Linked DNA regions of Homo sapiens: region 2 is linked to region 1. Evidence: read pairs that join two places in POLR2A ChIA-PET (ENCODE). Cell type or tissue: Panc1. All regions are shown on one strand. Each heading gives the region's core, and the rest is flanking DNA. Links, peaks and the distances in the headings are about the cores only. Region 1 overlaps SDK1-AS1 (SDK1 antisense RNA 1). Region 2 holds the start of LOC124901574 (a long non-coding RNA gene).

Region 1 (8,333 bases), core at 110-8,109:
CTGAGGCGGGTGGATCACTCGAGGTCAGTAGTTCGAGACCAGCCTGGCCAGCATGGTGAAACCCAATCTCTACTGAAAATACACAAAAAAATTAGCCGGGCATGGTGGCGTGCACCTGTAATCCAAGCTACTCAGGAGGCTAAGGCAGGAGAATTGCTTGAACTCGGGAGGCAGAGGTTGCAGTGAGCCGAGATCGCGCCACTGCACTCCAGCCTGGGTGACAGAGTGAGAAACCATCTCAAAAAAAAAAAAAAAAAAAGATTCCTTTTGTGAAAAAGTATATCATGGTGGGATTCTCTGTCCCCTCACCTTCCATTCCATCCTTACTGCTTGTGGAGGTCATTTAACATAATTAATGATGGTTCTACTTAAATGCAATACAAGTTCATTTGCTTCTAGATTTACCACCCCAAAGACTCTAAACCACTTGCACCATTAGTGAGTGGCTGGGAGTGTGGGCTTTAGAGCTAGACTGCCTGGGTCTAAGTCCTAGTTCCGCCTTTACTAGCTGTGTCATCTTAAGGGAGTTATTTAATGGTTCTATGGCTCAGTTTCTTCATCTGTAGAATGGGGTAGATCATCCTAATAATACTTGGCTGATAAGGACTTCCTGAGCTAATACATGCAAACCACTACAAATGATGCCTTACACTGTTAACTGCTGCTGTCATCATCATTATCACAACTACATCATCACCACCACCATTACCAGCACGGCCACCATCATCTTCACCACCACCACCACCACCACCATCATCACCACCATGATTATCATCATCATCACCATCATTATCACCATCATCATCATCTTCATTATCATCACCATCATCACCACAACCACTATCACCAGCACTACCACCATGATCTTCACCATCACTATCATCTTCATCATCACCCCAACCATCATCATCACTACCACTACTACCATCATCTTCATCACCACCACCACCTTTATCATCTTCATCATTATCACCACCGTGATAGATAATATTGAGAGTCAACTTGATTGGATTGAAGGATGCAAAGTATTGTTCCTGGGTGTGTCTGTGAGGATGTTGAGTCAGTGGACTGGGAAAGGCAGATACACCCTCAATCTGGGTGGGCCCAATCTAATCAGCTGCCAGCAAGGCCAGAATAAAAGGCAGAAAAAATGTCAAAAGACTAGACTGGCTTAGCCTCCTAGCCTAAATCTTTCTCCCATGCAGGATGCTTCCTGCCTTTGAACATCAGACTCCAAGTTCTTTAGCTTTGAGACTCAGCCTGGCTTCCTTGCTCCTCAGCTTGCAGACAGCCTATTGTGGGACCTTGTGATTGTGTGAGTCAATACTCCTTAATATATATATTAAAGAGTACTTATATACTCCCATATATATATATTCTATTAGTTCTGTCCCTATAGAGAACCCTGTCTAATACATACACCAGCATCATCATCATCATTATCATTACCACCACCATCATCATTATCACCATCATCTTTACCATTATGATCACAACCATCATCACTATTTTATTGTCGCCACAACCACTACCATCATCACCACCACCATTATCATCATCATCATTATCACCACCATCATAATCATCTTCATTATCTTCCTCACCACCACTATCATCATCATTACCACCACCATCAGTATGATCATCATGAACATCATCATCCTCACCACCACCATCATTATCTCCACATCATCATCACCATCATCATCTTCATTATCATCACCAACATCATTGCCATCATTATCTTTACCATCATCATCATCACCACCAACACAAATATCATCATCATGAATATCATCATCCTCACCACCACTATCCTTATCACCACCATCATCATCACCATCATCATCTTCATTATCATCATCACCACCAACATCATTGCCATCATTATCTTAACCATCATCATCTTCACCATCATCATCACCACCACCACCACAATATCACCATCACCACCACCATCACTACCACTACACCCACAGAAATTTGTGGCAATCTCCCTTGCTCTCCAGAATAGAACAAAGAAAGGCTGAGGTGGGAGGATTGCTTGAGCCCAGGAGGTCAAAGCTGTAGTGAACCATGATCACTGGGTGACAGCACAAAACCCCATCTCAAAAAATACAAAATGTATATATATATATGGTTTCCTGACTTTGTCAGGAAAAAGTCAGTTTCCCTGACTTTGACTGTGCAGGAAATCAGAAGTTGGTGGTCAAGACCCTGGTTTGGGAGTGGGTAGAAAAGGGAAGATGAAGGGCAGCCTGGGGAAGATAGGGTCCTCTATATCCTATATCTGAGGCCATTTCTGCAAAGCCTCAAAGACGACCTGAGGAGGAAGGGGCTTTTTTTTTTTTTCTTTTCTTTTCTTTCCTTTTTTTTTCTTTTCTTTCCTTTTTTGTCTTCTTTCCTTCCTTCGTTCCTTCCTTCGTTCCTTCCTTCCTTCCTTCCTTCCTTCCTTCTCTCTCTCTCTCTCTCTTTCTTTCTTTCTTTCAGGGTCTCACTCTGTGGCCCAGGCTGGAGTGCAGTGGCACAATCATGGCTCACTCTAGCCTCGACCTCTTGGGCTCAAGTGATCCTCCCACCTCAGATTCCCAAGTAGCTGGGACTACAGGTGTGCAACAGCATGCCCAGCCTGAAAGGGCTGTTTTCTGTGTTGCACATTCCCTGGGCTGATATTCACAATCAGCTACAAGATGCTCGAGTACTTTTTCTGGTCTTAATCTACAAATTCACACTCTTCTGGATGTCTAGTGGTAGCACAACAGCAGGGTAACAGGGTTTCACTGCTGCAAAAAAGTTTGAAAAATACCTACTTGAACTTTCATGACTTCGAGGAATTTGGAGATAATTGAACTACCAATTGATTGAAATGGGAGCTACAGTGACACAATCAGAGAATACTAAAGAGCAAAAAATAAATGCCAGGGATGAAGGGACAGAGACTTTTTTTGATAGGGATGTGTCAAGAGTAAGATTTCTGAAAGATCAGTGCCAGCCCTGGTTTTATTTAATATTCTTTTACAAGAGCTGGAAGAGGTGGGACTGGGGGGAGCAGAGAAAGCTCTGGGTTTGCAGATGAAAGGATGAGGGTTGGGCAAAGGATGACAGGAAAACAGAAAGATCTGAAGACTCTGTATCAGTGGGAAGGAAGGAGGGAGATGAGATCAAATGTGAGTAAGTTCAAGGCGATGTGTTTAAGAAAATGGGAGCTCTTGGAGACTGGCCCTGAGCACGCTGTCTCGGCAGAGTCACGGGCTCCAGACATCACCAAGAAGGATATTAAAAACATAATGGGAAGGTGGCTCTTTTCTTTTTTGAAACGGAGTGCTGCTCTGTCGTCCAGGCTGAAGTGCAATGGCACAATCTCGGCTCGCTGCAACCTCCGCCTTCCAGGTTCCAGCAATTCTCTCACCTCAGCCTCCCGAGTAGCTGGGATCACAGGCATGTGCCACCACGCCCGGCTAATTTTTATATTTTTAGTAGACACACGGGTTTCACCATGTTGGCCAGGCTGGTCTCGAACCCCTGACTTTCAAGTGATCTGCCTGCCTCGGCCTCCCAAAGTGCTGGGATTACAGGCGTGAGCCATCACGCCCAGCCGGAAGGTTGCTCATGTTTTCACACATTAACTTCATTAGCACACCTTCCCTCCAATACCCTGTGTTTGGGGAGATGTTCTGAGCCCTCGCTCAGTGAGGCACAGCAACACCAAGACTGGGAAGATGAATTGGGGGTGGGGGGTAGGGCGTTAAGAGGGGAGCCCGCTGTCAGCTAAGTGGGCCATCTGGCTTGTTCAGTGCTAATGGCCTTGTTACCTTCCAGAGGATGACCTCAAGAGAGGATAAAAGCCATAATGCTGCTATCAATTCCCAAGATGCTACTCTATCAACTCAAGTGGTAGATGACTGTGGTTTTCTCTTTAGAAGGCTGGTGTGCCATCAACGGTCCCCCATGCTTAGTGGCAATGTTTGTGAGCCACAAATGCTTAGGATGAGCTGCTTTATAAGGCTGCTTCCTATTCTTGTGCCCTGTAGTTCAGCACCCAGGGTCGATTTCCCTGTTGTTTAGATTTCTAGTGTGAGCTCATTGCATGAATGACCCAAAAGGACTCTCTGACCAGCTGCCTCTCCCAAATGAGCTCATTCTGCCTTTTGCACTCCTCCGCGTTCATCCATAAGGCTGGGTTTAAGAGCAATGCAGACTTGGCTTTTCAACAATATTATGTGTCATCTAAATAAATACATTCACTAGGGAACACATGCTAAATATGATATTCCCGTGAGTCACGAAACAGCTGTGCTGGCCTCACAGTGATAAATCTGTTCCATCAGTAATAAGGATGGGAGAAGAAGGGAGCTAGATCACATTTCAGAGTGGGTGATCGCAAAAGAGGCAGGACGTGGTTACCTGCAACAGACCTTCAGCACCACTACAGAGAGCACATTGGCCCCAAAGCATAGCACCCAAATAAAATCTGTCCAGAGCCCGTGGAACTCAATACAGATTTGAAATTAATGCAGAGAGAGAGAGACAGGCAGAGAACATTCTACAAAGAAGAATGGGTAGATTTCCCTTTGCTTTGATTCCTATTATGGTTGATCTTGTTTTTAAATTAGTTATTTATTTAATTAAATTCGTTAATTTTATTTTATTTTGTTGAGATGGAGTCTTGCTCTGTCACCCAGGCTGGAGTGCAGTGGTGCAATCTTGGCTCACTGCAACCTCTGCCCCTCAGGTTCAAGCGATTCTCCTGCCTCAGCCTCCTGAGTAGCTGGGATTACAGGCATATACTATCATGCCAGGCTAATTTTTGTATTTTCAGTAGATACGGGGTTTCACCATGTTGGCCAGGCTGGTCTCAAGCTCCTGACCTCAAGTCATAAGCCTGCCTCAGTCACCCAAAGTGCCGGGATTACACGTGTGAGCCACTGTGCCTGGCCATATATATATATATATATATATATATATTTTTTTTTTTTTTTTTTTTTTTTTTTTTTGAGACGGGGTTTTGTGCTGTCATCCAGGCTGGAGTGCAGTGGTGTGACATGGCTCACTGCAGCTTTGACTTCCTGCGGTCAAGCAATCCTCCCACCTCAGCCTCCGAAGTAGCTGGGACCACAGGTGTGCACCATCACACCTGGCTCATTTTTTATTTTTAGTAGAGACAAGATCTCACCATGTTGCCCAGGCTGGTCTTGAACTCCTGGGCTCAAGCAATCCTCCTGTTGTGGCCTCCCAAAGTGGTAAGATTATAGACATGAGCCACTGAGCCCAGCCCTATTTTTATTTTTTATTTATTAGTTTTTTTTTTTTTTGAGACAGGGTCTCACTGTGTTGCCCAGGCTTGAGTTCAGTGGTGAGATCATAGCTCAATGCAGCCTTGAACTCCTGAATTCAAGCAATCCTCCTGTCTCAGCCTCCCAAGTAGCTGGGACTATGGGCGTGCACCACTAATCCCAGGTCTAAGATGCTAAGACCCCCTCGATGCTTGGCTAATTTTATATTTTGTAGAGACAGAGTCTTGCTATGTTGCCCAGGCTGGAGTGGAGGGGTCCAGTCTTGGCTCACTGCAGCCTCTGCCTCCCAGGTTCAAGCAATTGTCGTGCCTCTGCCTCCTGAGTAGCTGGGATTACAAGGGTGTGCCATCACACTTGGCTAATTTTTGTATTTGTAGTAGACACAGGGTTTCACCATATTGGCCAGGCTGGTCTCGAACTCCTGACCTCAAGTGATGTTCCCACCTCCACCTCCCAAAGCATTGGGATTACAGGCATGAGCCACCACACTGAGCCCAGTTAGGATTTTAAAAGATAAATGAAATCCAACACACTTCCCACTCACACCCCCACCACCACCCCTGCTAAGTGCTAGGGATCTTGGGTTCATAAACAAATGAGCTAATATTTGCAAAGCCACTTTGCAAAATTTAGAGTGCTACTGGCGGAGCTTAGCTGTCATTATTACCATATAACTGACCCTTTTAGAGTTGTGGCTGTCTCTGTGGACCTGGTGTGACAGTTGTCAGGGACCGGGAAGAAGGTAAAAGAGCGTTAGAATAAAGTCTAAAGCTTCTTACTTTCAAATGTCAGAGGATTGTAAAGAATGACTCTTGCTGTGGCCATGTTCAATGAATTCAAAATTCTGGAGGCGGAAAAAAAGAAGTCTATTTCATGTGACTTTCTCCAAATGGCAAGTTAGTTCTGCATTTCCCTAACCTAATTAATAGGAGGCCACCTATGTCACCAGGGAGAGAGGCTCACTCTACATTACCCTATTTTCCCGCTGAGCCCCGTGGAAGTGAAAATTTTGGGAGGGAATCTTTAAATCACACTAATACATTGCCTATTTTCTTCAAACACATTTTCAAGAACACTTTGAGACCATCCCCTGGAGAGAACCACAGGCAAAAGGTATAAGGATATTATCTTCAGTTGTTTAGAGAAGAGTTTTGAGGGAGATTATCCCAACAGGGGTGTCACCTTCAAATCTTAATCCTTTTAGACCTCAACAAACAGCCTACAGGTTCCCCTTTTCATAAGTCCGAGAATGCCTCTGGCCAAAGTGGCCTAAGGACATTTCAGAAGGAACAGGCAGTCAAGAGACCAGGTCTAAGATGCCAAGACTCCACTGATGGTCCAGCTATTCCCATAGCCCTGGCTTTCAGTTTTTATCTTCGTGTCCGCTGCTCATGAACCTCTGAAATGCATCAGCCGCGGAGAATTACATGCAGAAGGCACTGTCTTCTAATAAAAAATCTGAAATTAAATCCTTGCGTACTTTGATAGCATCTTTCAAAAGCAAAATTGCCTGCTCAATTATCCAGATAGCTCTTCCTGCCTATACAGAGAAAAATGACACACAACAGTGAATACGCTTTATATTTTTAGAGGCGTGTACCATGGAATATCTGTTAGTGTAATTAATTTAATTGAGTCATACCTACCAAGAAATTATTTAATTATATTGCTAGTTGAATAGGTGATAATGATGATAGTAAACTAACATTCTTTTTTAAAAACATTCTATTTATCGCCAGGTGATAGGAAGAGATTGAGAGAGGGATGGAAATCATTACTGAGAAGGCTTGAACAACCACAATTTACTGCGAACAGATAAAAACCAAACACCTCAGCCGTATTATCACCATAATTGTCTGCAGTTTACCCATCTTGTAAAATAAACGGATCATGAAATGTGAGAGCACGTTTCAAAACATACATAGAAGGTGTTAGAGTGATTATGGGTAGGCTGCCTGACTTAATGGTGAATTGTTTTTCTTTCAGTGGGAAGTGAAAAGGTATTAATTAGTAGTGATTTTGACAAGATTGGAAGTCCACGAACTTTGGCTTAGAGAGAACTTTGCAAAGGCACCTACATGCTGCAAAGAGAGTTGTTGTTGTTGTTTTTAGCTTTTAATGGCATTTTGTTGTTTGCTAATCCCTGGTGCAGGCACACACTTGCAGATCTCAGATTTGATAAACGTTCGAGTGCCTCAAGTTTTAACACGAAGCTTTTCTCTCCTAACTCCAGGTGGCAAAGGCAAAAGCTGGACTGCATTGTGTGGCCCCAGGGAGCTGCAGACAGAGGAACTGAGTCCTGGCCACTGTGCCTGCTGTCTCTTACAAGTTTAGAGATGCTGGCATTGCATCGAAATCGGACAACACTCCCTTCCCTCCCTTCCCAGGTACTCCATTCCCAACCTTTTCCACCAACAGGTCCTTATTCTCAGAAGCCAAAAATAATTTATTGGTTTCCACTGTTCTCCTTGGCTGAATCTTCAAGTACACCAACTCCCCCCTCTTCTGGACAGACTCTCCATAATTCAGCCAGCATCTAATCAGCACCTTGCTTCTCTTCCATTCTTCCTTTCTCCAGAGTCATGATTCTTCCTTCTCAAGTCAAAGAGGAATTACAAGCAAATAGACACTATCCTTGAATGCAGTTTGGGTTACACAGAATGGGGAATGAACTCAATCTCATTTTTGCTTCTTTGTTGAAATAAGCTCAGTATCTCCCTTGCACAGAGATTGAATCGGCTTCACTAAGGCAAGCAGCATTTCCTCTTTTCTCCCAGTCAGCATCGCAGCTCTCTGCATTCCCCTCTCGCAGAGGTGACTATTCATTGTGTTCTTTCCAGGAATGTTTTCTGAGCTTCAGGAGGCCCTGAGTTACCTGGATAATTAGTGCTGTCCTTTTGCACAATGCAAAAACAAAACTATTATGAGATAATTTCTTTAGCTAAGTTGGGAATGGGGTTTAAATGCGTGGGCAAATAGATCTGGCAGTCAAATTCAGACTGTCATATTTTGTGATCCACCCTCCCACCGATCATAGCA
Region 2 (8,333 bases), core at 124-8,123, 71 kb after region 1:
AAATAACAGTCTACTAACATAACATGATATAACATTTTCCCAGTGTACTTTCATACACATGAACTTCTTAATTAATTCTGAAAATTGTTCTGTAGTGTAGGTAGAGTAGGTAGTATTGTTCCCATTTTACAGGTAAAGAAACAGAGGAGATAGAAAGCTGAACTTCTAACTCTAGACAAGATAGAGTAGCCCCATTTCTCCTGAGTCCACCATCTTACAACTAAAAAAAAAAAAATCTCTGGACATGACACAACAAAGAAGCATAAGAGTTCCCTTCTCTCTTACCCTGTTACCAGCAGGGGCCAGTGGAGAGCTGAGCTTCTGCCCCACTCTGCCACAACAAAACAGTGGGAGCCAGTTCTCTGGTTCTCCCATCTCTGGGTCAGCAGAGCCTAGCAGGGTAGCTTGGATACAATAAGACAGTGCAAGCCGATGATGCATTTTCAATGGGAAGGTATCATCAAGGCAGAGATGGGAGTTCACTGCCAACCACCCATTTGCAATGAAGCAGGGTAAATCAGTGCTACACTTTTGTCACGATAGCACTGGTGGGGCCCAGTGGGAGGTTGAATATACAACTCATCCAACCTGATATGGTTTGGATTTGTGTCCCCACCCAAATCTCACGTTGAATTGTAATCTCCAGTGTTGGAGGTGGGGCCTGGTGAGAGGTGCTGGGATCATGGGGGTGGTTTGCCATGAATGGTTAACACCATCCCCCTTGGAGTTCTCGTTGCAATAGTGAGTTCTCGTGAAATTGGGTTGTTTGAAAATATGTGGCACCTCCACCCCTCTCATTGCCTCCTGCTCTGGCCATGTGAGACATCTCACTCCCTGTTTGCCTTCCACCATTACTGGAAGCTTCCTGAGTCCTCCCCATAAGCAGAAGCTGCTATGCTTCCTGTACAGCCTATAGAACTGTGAACCAATTAAACATCTTTTCTTTATAGATTACCCAGTCTCAGGTATTTTTTTTATAGCAGTGCAAGAACAGACTAATACACAACCGTTACGCTACATCTTAACAGGAAGACAGTCTGCCAAAAAAGAAAAGTTGAATAGGATCCAGACTCTCATAATATAATACCTAAAATGTCCAGGATAGAGCAGACAATCATTTATCATGTCAAGGAAAAGGAAAATTACAACTTGAATGAAAAAACAAACAGGCACCAAAATGCAAATGAATCAGAGGGATTATCACAAATTTAAAAGCAGTCATTACAAAAATGCTTCAAATGTAGTTATGAATTCTCTTGAAACAAACGAAAAATAGAAAATTTCAATAAAAATCAAGGTTATAAAAAAGAACCAAATGGAATTAAGGAACTGAAAAACACAATAACCAGGAAAAAGATAAATAAAACACGTCACTAGATGGGCTTGATAGTAGAGTAGAGATGACAGAGATTGAACCTGTGAAGTCAAGAACAGACCAATAGCATTCACTCAGTCAGAATAATAGAGAGAAAATAGGCCGGGCGCGGTGGCTCACGCCTGTAATCCCAGCACTTTCGGAGGCCGAGGCAGGCAGATCACGAGGTCAGGAGATTGAGACGATCCTGGCTAACACAGTGAAATCCCACCTCTACTAAAAATACAAAAAATTTAGCCGGGCGTGGTGGCGGGCGCCTGTAGTCCCAGCTACTCGGGAGGCTGAGGCAGGAGAATGGCATGAACCCGGAAGACGGAGCTTGCAGTGAGCCGAGATCACGCCGCTGCAGTCCAACCTGGGCGACAGAGCGAGACTCCGTCTCAAAAAAAAAAAAAAATAGACGGAAGAAATAACAGTCCCAGGGACCTGTGAGACAATAAGAAAAGAGCTAACAGCCATACCTTCTGAGTCCCAAAGGAGAAGAGAGTGAGACTAAAAGTATTCAAAGAAGTAGTGGTTAAAAACTTCTCAAATTTGGAGAAAGACATAAACCTACAGATTCAAGAAGTTTAGTGGATTCCAAGCAGGCTAGATGTAAAGAAATCCACATCATAATTAAATAGTTAAACTAAAGACAAAAACATATTGAAAGCAGTCAGAAAGAAATAACACATTTATGACATGGGAAAAATTAATTGCAATGATAGTGGATTTCCCATCTGAAATGATGGAGGCCAGAGGAAGTGGCTCAGCATCTTTCAAGTACTGAGAAAAAGAACTGTCAACTGTGAATACTGTATCTGGTGAAAACATCCTTCAGAAATGAAGGAGAAAGCAAAACATTCTTGGATGAAGAAAAACTAAGAGCATTTATTGTTGGCAAATGTATCTTTAAAGATTGGGTAAAGAATGTTATCTGAACAGAAGCTTTTATTTAAAAATTATACCTTCTATTTCTGGACTGAGATTTTTCCACTTTTCTCATTGGTTTCAAGAATGCTTGGAGCTCCAGAAAAGAAAAACAAACTATGGGAAGTACATAAATAGAAATAAATACAACAGACTATACTTCTCATGAGTATCTGAAATCATATTTGATGATTGAAGCAAAAATTGTAACAGCATCTTATGTGATGTTCAATATATGTAAAGAACACACTCAAGACACATATATTTTTAAGTGGGGAAGCTAAAGAGAACTAAATGGAAGTAAGGTTTCTACACTTACTCAAAGTGGCAGTGTCAACACCAGTAGCTTGTGGTAAGTTGTGTATGTATGTCATAATCTCTATAGTGACCAATAATTTTACATAATCTCTCCCAGAAAATAGGAGGGGAAGGAACACTTACCACCACATTTTATGAAGCTAATATTACCCTGATACTAAAACCAGAAAAAGACAGTGAAAAAAAAAAAAAAGAAAGAAAAGTAGATATCAATATCTTTTCAGCGACTTTTGACCCAAGATGCGTAGCCCTGGGGCTTTCTGTGCTCCTCGGCCCCTTGGTCTCCACGCAGAGGCTCCTGGGCTCACTCTCTCCTCCCATCTCCTCTTCTAGGAAGCATTGATGCGGCTGTCCAGCCTGTTGGATCAGCTGCAACCCACCCTGGTCTGTGAGTTAATGTTTCAGTGACCCAGCTTCTCATCTTGCGTCGTTGCAAACACTCCAGGTCCCCAGCCAGCTTTCAGTAGGGCAGGGGAAAAAGAGTGAGTCGAGATCACATGCTGGTGTGGGTTCCTGAAGGTTCAGGGGGGAGGGGAGAAGCGGGAGCGGAGGGGGGGAAAAGGGGAAGGTAAGGGAAGAAAAGGAAGGAAAAAGAAAAGAGAAGGAAGGAAAAAAGGGAAGGAAGGAAGGAAGGAAAAAGGATAGGAAATGAAAGGAGGAAGGAAGCAGAGAGAAGAAAAGTTTAAAAGAACAAATGAACTTACTGTCCTGGGTCCTATTGACTGCTCCTTTTATCGACAAACCTCTTGAAGGAACCATCTAGGCTGCTTGCCTTTCCCCCCACCTTCTGCAGTGCTGGCTGGCTCTCACTCCTGCCCCTTAGCTGAAACTGTCTTTCAGCAGCCACCAAGTTGCTGTCTCCCAGGCTCCTCTTGGGTTGCTCCATGGCTTCTGTTGAAGGTGCCAGCTCCGGATTTTTTCGAAGGCTCGCTGTCCTCTCCCAATTCCCCTCCTGCCCTCTGCCTGAGCCTCCTCTGACTCTTCCCCCACCTGGCTTCCTCTTTCCACCCCAATAATCCAATTCTACATCCCTTCTTTCTCTCTTGTTTCACTTTCCCTGGTCGTCTCACCTCTTTAGCGTTCCACTTTCCTTCCTCGGACACCAGGGTGATTTCTGTCCCTGCCCCCAGCCTCATGCCAGGTCTTTATTTGCCATCTCCCCTCATTCCTGAGCTCCCCAGGCAGGTTCCAGCAGCACGTCACAGTCCCTGAGCCCAGGACTGAGTGCTTCCTGCCTTACCTCCCTCCAAACTGCTCTCCTACTGCCCTTTCTGCAAATGCCCCCAGCATGCCCCCACCCCCGTCCCCAGGCACTCTGCAACCTCGGGCAGGGGACTCAAACCCCTCCCAGCATGTGCGCCTCCCACACGTCTATGCCATCCTGGATCAGGAAGTTGGGAAGAAGGATAGGAATGATGAATTATTCATCTCGCTGTGCTTAGTAAGTGTCACTCATTCATTCACAGGTATGGACTGAGGGGTCTCCCTGGGCTGGGCCGAGCAGGAGGAGGCTGAGCAGTGAAAACGGTGACCCCTGCCCTCACGGAGCTAACGAGAAGAGCAAATGGCTGGCAACGGTGCATGACACAGAATGAGCAACGGGCTGCACACATCGCGATTTACGTGGCTTTGGAAAAAACGCGTCTCACAAGTTGGGGCTGTCATACATTGGCTTCTTGGTAATCAATGCGTTTCAGCAATATATGGGGGTGAGTTTAGTTTCCAGTTGGCTTCCCTGAGGGTGTTGGATAAAATTGCAATTTAGATTCAATCAATACACATTTAGTGAGCACCTATTCTTTGCCTGAACGATTGTGGGCATTGTGGGGGATACAAAGGGAGACATCGTGGGTGGAGCTTACCATGGAAACAACTGTCTCTTGCTCCATGGTGTTTACCTTGCCTTGGAAAATAAACAACGTAAACATTTTTTTGTGACAACGGAGACAGGATTGAGAGACTTGCACAGACTTCCTTTCCCAAAACTTCTGCAGACTAAAATTCTACCATTAGCTATTAATTTCTTTGACTAAATTTTGTCCTCACTCTGCAGTTTCTTTTTTCTAAAGTAAAAATACTTCTAGAAAGAGAACACGACGTCCTTAACCTCTTAAAACAGAAATGACATATAAATCGACTTGCACACCAATTTGGGCCCTTGGATATTTGTTGCCTGAAGAGCTGTGTTGAAAAGGCCTCTGAGGCTCAATCTGGCCTCTGATGCAAAGAATGTCGATCGATTGCTGATGTCTGCCCTGAGTGCTGGAAGGGAGGATGGCATTTACTATCCCTGCCTTAAATTAGAGGAGCTTATGGGGTTCTTCCCCAACTATAACAAGAGGGGTTAAATGAACACTAATCATCTGATAGGACAGCCACTGAAGGAGGTGAGGGGAATTTAAGAAGGAAAGGCTGTGACTGCCAATCTCCTAATGTCACCTGCATGGCCGTCAGTCACCTGCAGCCCTTGTCAGTGCACCCAAAGCCTTTGCAGATGTCAACCCAGCTGGCTTTCCAGCCATGTCTCACCATACCCCAGTGCTCCTCTGCTCCAGCCCCACTGAACTCTGCCAGACCTGGACGTGCCCTTATACATGTGCTTCCTAGACATCCCAGAACATCTGTGCCCATTGTCTCTGCACAGGGAATTCTTATGTAACTCCATGAACACCTACCCTAAGTGTCACTTCCTGTGAGAAGTCCTCCCTGATTCACTCCCTCCTCTGTTTACCCACCCACTGGAGACCCAGCTCTGCATGGCAGTCTTCACACTCTATCATCTTTGTCCTTCCTTCTTTTTTTTTTGAGTCAAGCTTTCACTCTGTCGCTCAGGCTGGAGTGTAGATCACAGCTCGCTGCAGCCTCCAACTCAGCTAAAGCGATCCTTCCTCCTCAGCCTCCAGAGCAGCTGGGACTACAGGTGCATGCCACCATGCCCAGGTAATTTTTTTCTTTTTTGTAGAGACAGGGTCTTGCAATGTTGCCCAGGCTGGCCTCGAACTCCTGGCCTCAAGCACCTCCCACTTCGGCCTCCCAAAGTGCTGGGATTATAGGCATGAGCCACTGTGTCCAGCCCATCCTTGTCCTTTCACATGTGTCACCTTTCTCGTGAGACTAAGAGGTCTGTGGGAGCAGGGTTAGTGCCTGGTCTCTGTGATCCAGTCCCCAGCCCCAGGCCTGACACACAGCTGGTGCTCAACAACCACTGGCTGAATATTGGAATGAATAAATGAACGAACTTTGTCAGTGTGGCAGATGCTATGCCTATGCTGAGACTGCTGTTTTTTCACATGCCCCTGCTTCTCCTGTGTTCCTGCAGTAGCACACTGCCGGTGGTAAATGAATCCCCAAGTATGAATGCTTCACAGAACAAAGTTTAATTTCCCCTCCCACAAAGTCCAGTGCAGATTGTGCAGCCCTCCGGAACACTTGTCTTGGTATTAACCACATCTTTTATTTCCTGCATTCCAATGCTCTGACATCTGGGGCCTCGCTGACCCCCTAGAGTTAGCCAATTTCTAGAGATACAAGTTGCCATGACAGCACTTTTCAGATGCAAACAACCCACCCAAACCAAACAAAGCCTTCTTTTCCCTCCACCTCCTAACTGACCTTGGTGCTTCCCCGTGTGGCTCTGTGTGGCGTGGCAGGCGGTGTCCCCTCCTCCTGGGAACTGTGAGTAACAAACTACTTTTTCAATAGCAATCATCTCCTGATCTGTTGGCTTCACTATACCTCAAAATTTCTACTGATACACTGTGTTTTGAAACAGGCTTCCACTGAGTGACTCAGCGATCCAGTCTGCTTTCATAGGTGGCTCTAATGAGGCAGAAATTTAAAAATAAATATGCATTCATTCACTCCAAGAAAAGTAACAGGCAAGGGTTCACAAGAAAAAAAGAAGTTTTCCTCTGCCTAGCAAGCACACTTCAAGGACAGTTATAAGATAATGCTGTACGAGCAGCCAAGGCCAAAGGAATGGGCTTCAGACACCCCTCTCCCCCAGAGCAATGTTGAAGGAAAAAAAAAGAGAAAAAGATAAATTACTTTACTGTTACTCCTTTCCCAGGCTTCTTAAACGTGATTATGTTTTACAAATGTCTGTATTTAGCCAGTTCTTGTTTTTCTTTTGACGCAGCTACAAGGCCACAAATTATACACTATATGATTAACTGCTTTTGTTTTACTTTTGTAAGTCTGCTTATAAAAACCCCACTCAGTCGTTGTTCAATGCTCAGCTTTTTGGATGCGAATCCACTGAGCCAGTGCGTACCTAAAATAAACAATCCTCCCGTTCTCCGTATCGGTCTCTCTGGTTCTCAGTTTCTCGCAATGCTAACACCTCAACCTGTGGCCCCCACAATTGTCGTGGCAGGGAACACAGACCAGGGACATCTTGCACCAGCTCTAAAATACTTCCACCCAGAGGTGGCACCTACCACGTCTGCTACCTACTCAGTGGCCATGTCAGAGGCTTTCCAACCAGAGTGACTCCATCTTGAATAAATGAGACAAGAATAGGCAGGACTGGTTTTGCAAGGTACAACTCACAAAGACCCCCCTGATAAAACAGAATGTGGTCAAGAAGCCAGCCAAAACCCACCAAAACGAAGATGGTGAGGAAAGCGACCTCTGGTCATCCTCACTGCTCATTATACACTAATTATAATGCATTAGCTTGGGAAAAAACACTCCCACCAGCACCATGTCAGCTTATAAACACCATGGCAACATTCAGAAATTATGTTATACGGTCTAGAAAGGGGAGGAACCTTCAGTTTGGGAAACTTCCCACCCCTTTCCCAAAAAACTCATGAATAATCCACCCCTTGTTTAGCATATGAGCAACAAAGAACTGACAGTATACTCAGTCAAGCAGCCCATGCCACTGCTTTGCCTATGGAGCAACCACCCTTTTATTCCTTTGCTTTCTTAATAAATTTGCTTTCACTTTACTCTGTCAGCTCACTCTTAAATTCCTTCCTGCATGAAGCCAAGAACCCATGTGGCATCTCAGGGTGAACCCAAGTTTTGGGGTTCACCACGTGATAGCCAGAAGTGGTCACATGATGCCACTTGGGGGTACCTAAGCGGTGCGGCTGGGAAATTGGGGGTAGGGGATTGAACTATCTCCACTTCGGGTCTTGTTCTTCCCATCTGAATTAAGAACAGATAACCAACCCGAGATCAGTATATCTTTAGCTTAATATCAATACAGCACGATATGATTTCAGAGGATGCTTTGCCATACATATGACCTCGTGTGTCACCAGGAAATATGAGAGCTGAATGTTAACAAAGTAGAGATTCAAAGGAAAAAAGGCCCAAGGACTGATTGGCTCACAAATGTGCTCCAGCATTAGGGTCCTGAGTGAGATGAATGGGCCCAGGCCTAGCGAGCTAACCTCCTCTCACCTCAGTGGGCCAGACGCAGATGGGAACCGTGTGGCCATGGCTGCCCTAAGCCAGGATGAGGCTGAAGAGGCAACCTGTGTCTGTTACCATCTGCTCTTGCAAATATCTTCCTTGGGTGTGGTGTTTCTGGAGCCTGTAAGATATTTTCCCCAATGTTTTCTTGTAGTGGTTGCATTAGGCCATTTGAGCATGGCCAGAGTTTTAATTATTCATGACCAGGGAGGAGTCAGTAGACAAAGAAGCATCGGGAATATTGGGAAGCACAGACCTGGATGTGCTGATAATCTCAGCTTTCTTCCTCCCCAAATATCAACTG

What was found. Peaks named below come from ENCODE experiments on the same cell type or tissue, not always from the same donor. Only the 100,000 strongest peaks of a DNase experiment are listed, where the experiment ranks them.
Region 2: POLR2A ChIA-PET joins it to region 1 with 5 read pairs; 3 of 35 experiments call an interaction of 5 or more read pairs at or near these places.

Annotation. Positions count from the first base shown.
Region 1 is chr7:3,263,984-3,272,316 of GRCh38, reverse strand. It overlaps SDK1-AS1 (SDK1 antisense RNA 1), which reads left to right. Exons shown (of 3, transcript XR_001744897.3): 2 at 7,528-7,681. Among named protein-coding and RNA genes, the nearest start is that of SDK1, 33 kb to the left of the region's middle. In Panc1, for the core only: no CTCF peak of the experiment used is centred there; a DNase peak (open chromatin) is centred at 4,206; H3K4me3 peaks cover 931 bases; H3K27ac peaks cover 4,365 bases.
Region 2 is chr7:3,192,666-3,200,998 of GRCh38, reverse strand. LOC124901574 (a long non-coding RNA gene) reads left to right here and starts at 2,695. Exons shown (of 2, transcript XR_007060192.1): 1 at 2,695-3,084; 2 at 4,069-6,905. RefSeq lists an enhancer at 5,517-6,197. In Panc1, for the core only: no CTCF peak of the experiment used is centred there; a DNase peak (open chromatin) is centred at 250; H3K4me3 peaks cover 410 bases.